Regions from separate parts of the Homo sapiens genome. Here region 2 is linked to region 1. The links are chromatin loops, found by intact Hi-C in ENCODE. Cell type or tissue: CD14-positive monocyte. All regions are shown on one strand. Each heading gives the region's core, and the rest is flanking DNA. Links, peaks and the distances in the headings are about the cores only. Region 1 overlaps LINC00607 (long intergenic non-protein coding RNA 607). Region 2 overlaps LINC00607 (long intergenic non-protein coding RNA 607).

Region 1 (2,922 bases), core at 244-2,743:
ACAGAGCAAGATTCTGTCTCAAAAGAAAAAAAAAAAAGAAATGCGCAAATTCACAAGATCTCACAACAGAAGAGCTGCAACATCACACTTAAACTCCTGACCTGTTGTATGGAGTCATTGATTTAATTGCTGTGCTGCATTTTAGTTTGAGTCCATACTTTCCATATAAACATTTAATCATCCATCCATCCATCCATCATTTATTCATTCATTCATTCACACTGAATGCATTTTTTGAGTGTCTACCATGTGCAAGCCACTATGCTAGTCTCTAGGAAACTGAGAGCAAGCCAAAACAGGACATGCTGAGGACACCAGAGCAAGATTTTCCCCTATATTTTTCACAAAGTTGAAATAAAAAAGAAGAAAAAAATACAGAAATAAGTTAAATAATGAATAGTAGCTGCCAGAGAAAAGACTGGAGATATGCTCAAGGGAGAAAAAAAATGTCTTTCAAAGGTGATTGGAAAAGAAAGGCATTGGCAACACAGGGAAAAAAAAACAAAACAAAAAAAAAAAACAAGGAAAGACATTCTAGAAGGCAGGGAGTTATAAAATAGATCCTTAGTAGTGAGAAGAAATAAGTCTGCCAGTGCATTCTTATATTGCTACGGGCAAAGAAAAAGGGTGCCTGACTTGTCTGCATATTCTCTGAGAAAGTCCAGCTGTTCTCTGGAAAGCAGAATGCCTGCCTCTGGAGTGGAGCTGAGCCTTGCAAACTGATTAAAAAAACATGTACGGTCAGAGAATAAACACAAAGCTCAAGGATGTCTTGCTGTGTGCACTTTATGGGCACAGAGTACTGCTGCTCCTTTAATATAAAGCTATTATCCACAGTTGCTGACTCATGTTCCTAAATTCCACAAATGTCTTCCATTTTGTAGCACGCTCCTAACAGGCTTTCTATCCTTCCTGTGGATATCTCATCTGAGTTTGAGAGTGAGGATCCCAAAAGGAAGAATCCCAAGGGGAGTGTCCAGAGAGCAAGTGTTCCAAGAGAACCAGCCAGAGGCTGCATGTCGTTTTATGATCTAGCCTCAGAAATCACACAGTGTCACTTCTACCATACTCTATGGGTTCAAATGGGCACAAACCCACTGAGAGTCGAGGGAAAAGGACATAGACCCCACTTAAAGACAAGAGGTATGTGAAAGAATTTGAGGCCATATATTAAAACCAACATACTCACCAACTTTTTTTTTTTTTTTTAAATAGAGGACCTGATGCCTGGAGCTGCAGCAGCCATCTTGTAACCATCAGGAAAAACTCGAGAGAATCCCAGAGACACGAGTGCTGGCAATATGGAGCTAATGAACCAATCAGAAAACTGCTACCTCCAGACTTTTGAAGACGTGAGAAAAATTAACTCAATATTTGCTCTAGCCATTTTTAGATGCATTTGTTACTTGCAGGCGAAAGCCCTTCTAACTGATACACTACCTCCAGAGACAAGTAGTATAGACTCAGAATGTCATTAACAGATCTGGACGTGAAGGAGGCATAGAAATATAGAAATAAGATAGTGTTTCAGTCTTTCGTTACTGAGTTTCCATCAGTTCTGGCTAAGTCTCAGAGAATTTCAGAATGCTGCATAATTAGAACTAATTGACAAATTTTCCGTATAAAACTCATATAAAAATGCATTATTCCTAAAAATTGGTGAAGCCCTTCATGCCTACAAAGCACTTCCTGGTCTTCAGCCCCACAACTGGCATAGTTGATTTATACTCTTATTCCCATTCAGTCACAAGCCCCAGCAGTTCAGGAAATAAAGACATTTGTCTCTTCCAAGAAATTATACCCTTAGAAAACAAACCCTGGAAGAAGCACTGAGATTTCAGAAGGATGAAGAAAAGTCAAGAACTCCTCCAAATGTAAAAGTGAGGAAAAGCTCAAAAGCAATGGGTACCTGCTTCTTCCTACAGTGGGTGCCATCCCTATTCTGTCTAGAACACAGACACACACACACACACACACACACACACACACACACACACAGAGTCTGCTCCAAGAGTTGTTTTCTGAGCTCACCTGCCTGAGTTTGCCGAATCATCTATTTAACTCACGGGGCTAAGCACATTACCTCTTGCAATATGTGCTCATTGTATGTGTAAATGAAGTTCAGGAAAGAAATTAACTCATCATTCAGAGAACAGTTCTCCATAGTCAGTCCCCAACAGTAGATTCTGAGCCTGAGAAGACTTACTTCAGAAGTTGCTCTAGAGTTTAATATAACTCCAGTATGTGCCATTTGCTTCTGAGACATATGGAGTGCTTTGAGCTTCCTGGTCACAATAGAAAATGCAGGAATTGTTTTCAGAGAAGCTTCTGCTTCCCATTAGATAAAGCGATTCATTATCCCCATGGACATTTCAGCGTGTGCTCAGACCTCACACCACAGGATCCTCCTGTGGGGAGTTTCCACAATTGACTTAGTGAGGGCCAGCTTTTGGGCTGTGCTAGATCCATGGTGAGACACAGCTCAGAGCATCCGAACTCCTCCCTTCCAGCTTGCAGACCCCCCGCACTGCTCTGCTGGGGAAGCCCTACTCTCCAGATCTCCAAGAGAAGGTACTTTATTCTGGCATCCTTTATCAGTCCCAAGGTTACCAGCTAGGACCTTGCATTCCTCCTACTCTTTGCAGGCTTTGAGAGACCCTCAGAAGTATATGGTTCAGGCTTCTAACCCCACTCTTGGGTCCAACAATGCTTTGGAGTACACTGGACTGTAAATCCCAAGGCTGGTGCCCTGAGCACTATAACAAAACAGAATGACTTTAATATAAGGCAGAGTTTTATTTTTGAAAGTAAACAGGGACACACAATTGGACTCTTTCTAAAGCTTCCAATTTTCTCAAATTTTCCATTTGGATGATATGCATTAAGCCCATCCTTAGTGACCCCAGCTGGTCATTATCATTA
Region 2 (2,922 bases), core at 148-2,647, 48 kb before region 1:
TTGACTTTACTATGGTGTGAAAGCAATACATATTCATTAGGCCCTCCATTTAGTAGAAACTGTACTTCAAGTACTCATGCAACCATTTTGTTTTTCACTTTCAGTATAGTATTTAATAAATTACATGAGATATTCAACACTTTACCATAAAATCGGCTTCGCATTAGATAATTTTGCTAAACTGTAGGCTAATGTAAGTGTTCTGAGCATGTTTAAGGTAGGCTAGGCTAAGCAATGATGTTCATTAGGTTAGGTGTATTAAATACATTTTTGACATGATGTTTTCAACTTATGATGGGTTCATCAGAATGTAACCCCATTGTAAGTCAAGGAGCATCTGAATACCAGGCAAATTATAAACAAATGAAAGCTTGTATATTGGCATACATAGTAGATAAAACAGACTTTAAGTATTTTGCAGAATAATAAAGGCTATTACCTAAAATTAAAAAGAAAATTCTCCAGGAAAATAGCATAATCCTATGCCTTTTTTCCCCCCACAACATTATAGCTCCAAAACACACAAAACAAAAATTAAAATACAAGGAGAAATTGACAAATACACACCCACAGTGGAATATTTTAAGATCTCTTTCTCAGAAATTGATATGTCAAAGAGATAAAAAAGTAATAAGCATATAGATAATTTGAACAATGCAATGAATATGATTAAGCTAATAGAAATATATGGAACCTTATCCCAACCATTTGATTGTAAATATTGATTTTCAAGCACAAATAAAAGTAAAAAAATTACCTAGGCAACAAATCAAATCTCAGGAAATATCAGAGAACTGGTATCACATGGACTGTATTCTCTGACCAACATCAACCCAAAACACAGCCCAAAAGATCCCAGTCTTCTGGAAAATTTTTAATTTCCAAAATAATTCATGAGTCAAAGAAGAATTCTAATGGAAAATTAAATTTTAAAGAAATGGTCAATAATAAACATTAAGCTTGGGTTATACCTGAAATTTTTTTTAAGAAAGAGAGGGAGAGGTCTGAAATGAATATCATAAAACATAGTTTTTAAAGCTGGATGCTATATATAAAAAATGCTATTATATTATTTTCTGTATACTTCAAATAGTTTATAATTATTTTGAGTTTAAAAATGAAGTTACTTATTCTGCTTTATATAAAGGTTATTTGTATCTCAATCATTGGAGGAATGGGTAAGGATCTGTTTTGTATTTGTTTTCCATATGGGATAGACAGGAATTTAGACAAAATGCTTCTATCAGTGAACACAAGGCTTCACCCAATATGGGGCAACTGATTTTCCTTACTCTCCAAGTCCCATTGTACTAGAGGCTAAAGGCGAGATATTCCCAGTCTGGCCTCCAGGGTCACCTTCAGGTCTGTCAAAAATACCTCCTGCTGGTGACCAGAAAGGCTGCAAAGCCGGTCATTTTTAAAAAGAACATATTGCAGATCACCCACGTAGAAAATCAAACTTGGGGGCAAGCCTCATGGTTAACAACATTTATATTGACCCCACTTAAAATATTTTATTACATACTTCTGATAAAAAAGCAACGTCTGCCTATGAGCTGGAGTTTTAGTAAACATCCTCCCTTTTTGAAGTGTGTCTTTAAAATAGTCATCCTAAGCAAAACTGAGAACTCCCTACCCTCTGTGACTCAAGTCTTAGGCAATCCTCAGATTCTCTTTCCCAGTTCTCCCAATTAAGTCCTGGGTGATTCCTGCTATCAGAATTTTATGTCATTATTGTCAAACTTGAGTAATGTATACCCTGTTTTTGGAGGAAAAATATTCTTCTGAGCCCCTAATGTTGATGAATTACTTTCATTAGAATGTTACTTTAAAAATATATACAAATGTAAAACTAGATATAAACTCATTATGCTAAACAACTGTAATACCAAAACAAATTTACAAATTAGAAACAAAACTACCAAACCAATACAGTTCAAATTAACAAGATTAATTTAATGTGACAATTAGTATTGTTTTGCTAAAATTGTATTGCAGTTAGAAACGATTGGCTTCCTGTTAGGTTCAGGCAATTGTAAGCACTTAGAGACGTATTGGAGGGCTGGGGAAAGGAAAAGTCAGGATATTTGCTCCCTCCCTTTTCTGGTTCTAGTCTAGCAAAGAAGCTCCTCCCTCCCTGATCCCACCTGGCTCCGGAAGGCAGCTTTTGCCATGGTTACTGACTGCATCCAGAAGCCCTGGTTTCCTGCCTCTGCTCATACTATCTCCTCCCCAGATGCCTCCTGGTACTGATCTGCTGCTGCCACTAACCTCTCTTTTGCCCCTCCATTCCCTGTTTGATTTCTTCCTCTCTTCCAATACCATTGTGATATGGTTTGGATTTGTGTCCCTGACCAAATTTCATGTCGAATTATAATCCCCAGTGTTGGAGGAGGGGCCTGGTGGGAGGTGTTTAGATCATGGGCGGGGGGGGGGGGCAGGGGGGATTTCCCCCTTGCTGTTCTCATGATAGTGAGTGAGTTCTCATGAGATCTAGTTGTTTAAAGGTGTGCAACACCTCTCCCTGCTCTCTCTTCCTCCTGCTCCAGGCATGTAGGACGTGCCAGCTTCCCCTTTGCCTTCCGCCATGGTTGTAAGTTTCCTGAGGCCTCTCCAGTCATGTTATCTCTACAGCCTGCAGAACCATGAGCCAATCAAACCTCTTTTCTTTACAAATTACCCAGTCGCAGGTAATTCTTTATAGCAATGCAAGAACAGACTAATACGCATTGTTTTTTACTAGTTTCCAATAATAAATTCCCTTTATTAAACCACTATTCTTATCATACTCTTTTCCTGACTGACCCCACAGATACACAGGTTATATGTAAGAGTGGAAAGAGATGGAGAGCAATCAGATTTCTTCCTTCATCCATGTGTATTTATGCCAATTGTTGTACTTTTAACTTCCCTCTTTTTTAC

What was found. Peaks named below come from ENCODE experiments on the same cell type or tissue, not always from the same donor. Only the 100,000 strongest peaks of a DNase experiment are listed, where the experiment ranks them.
Region 2: a loop joins it to region 1, with 1.8 times the contacts of the local background. A loop is called at or near these places in 5 of 110 quality-filtered maps.

The regions. Positions count from the first base shown.
Region 1 is chr2:215,783,780-215,786,701 of GRCh38, forward strand. The region is part of intron 1 of LINC00607 (long intergenic non-protein coding RNA 607); the gene reads right to left. Among named protein-coding and RNA genes, the nearest start is that of LINC00607, 58 kb to the right of the region's middle. In CD14-positive monocyte, for the core only: no CTCF peak of the experiment used is centred there; no DNase peak of the experiment used is centred there.
Region 2 is chr2:215,735,519-215,738,440 of GRCh38, forward strand. All of the region lies in intron 5 of LINC00607 (long intergenic non-protein coding RNA 607), which reads right to left. Among named protein-coding and RNA genes, the nearest start is that of LINC01614, 19 kb to the left of the region's middle. In CD14-positive monocyte, for the core only: CTCF peaks have their summits at 1,321 and 1,524; a DNase peak (open chromatin) is centred at 1,643; H3K27ac peaks cover 686 bases.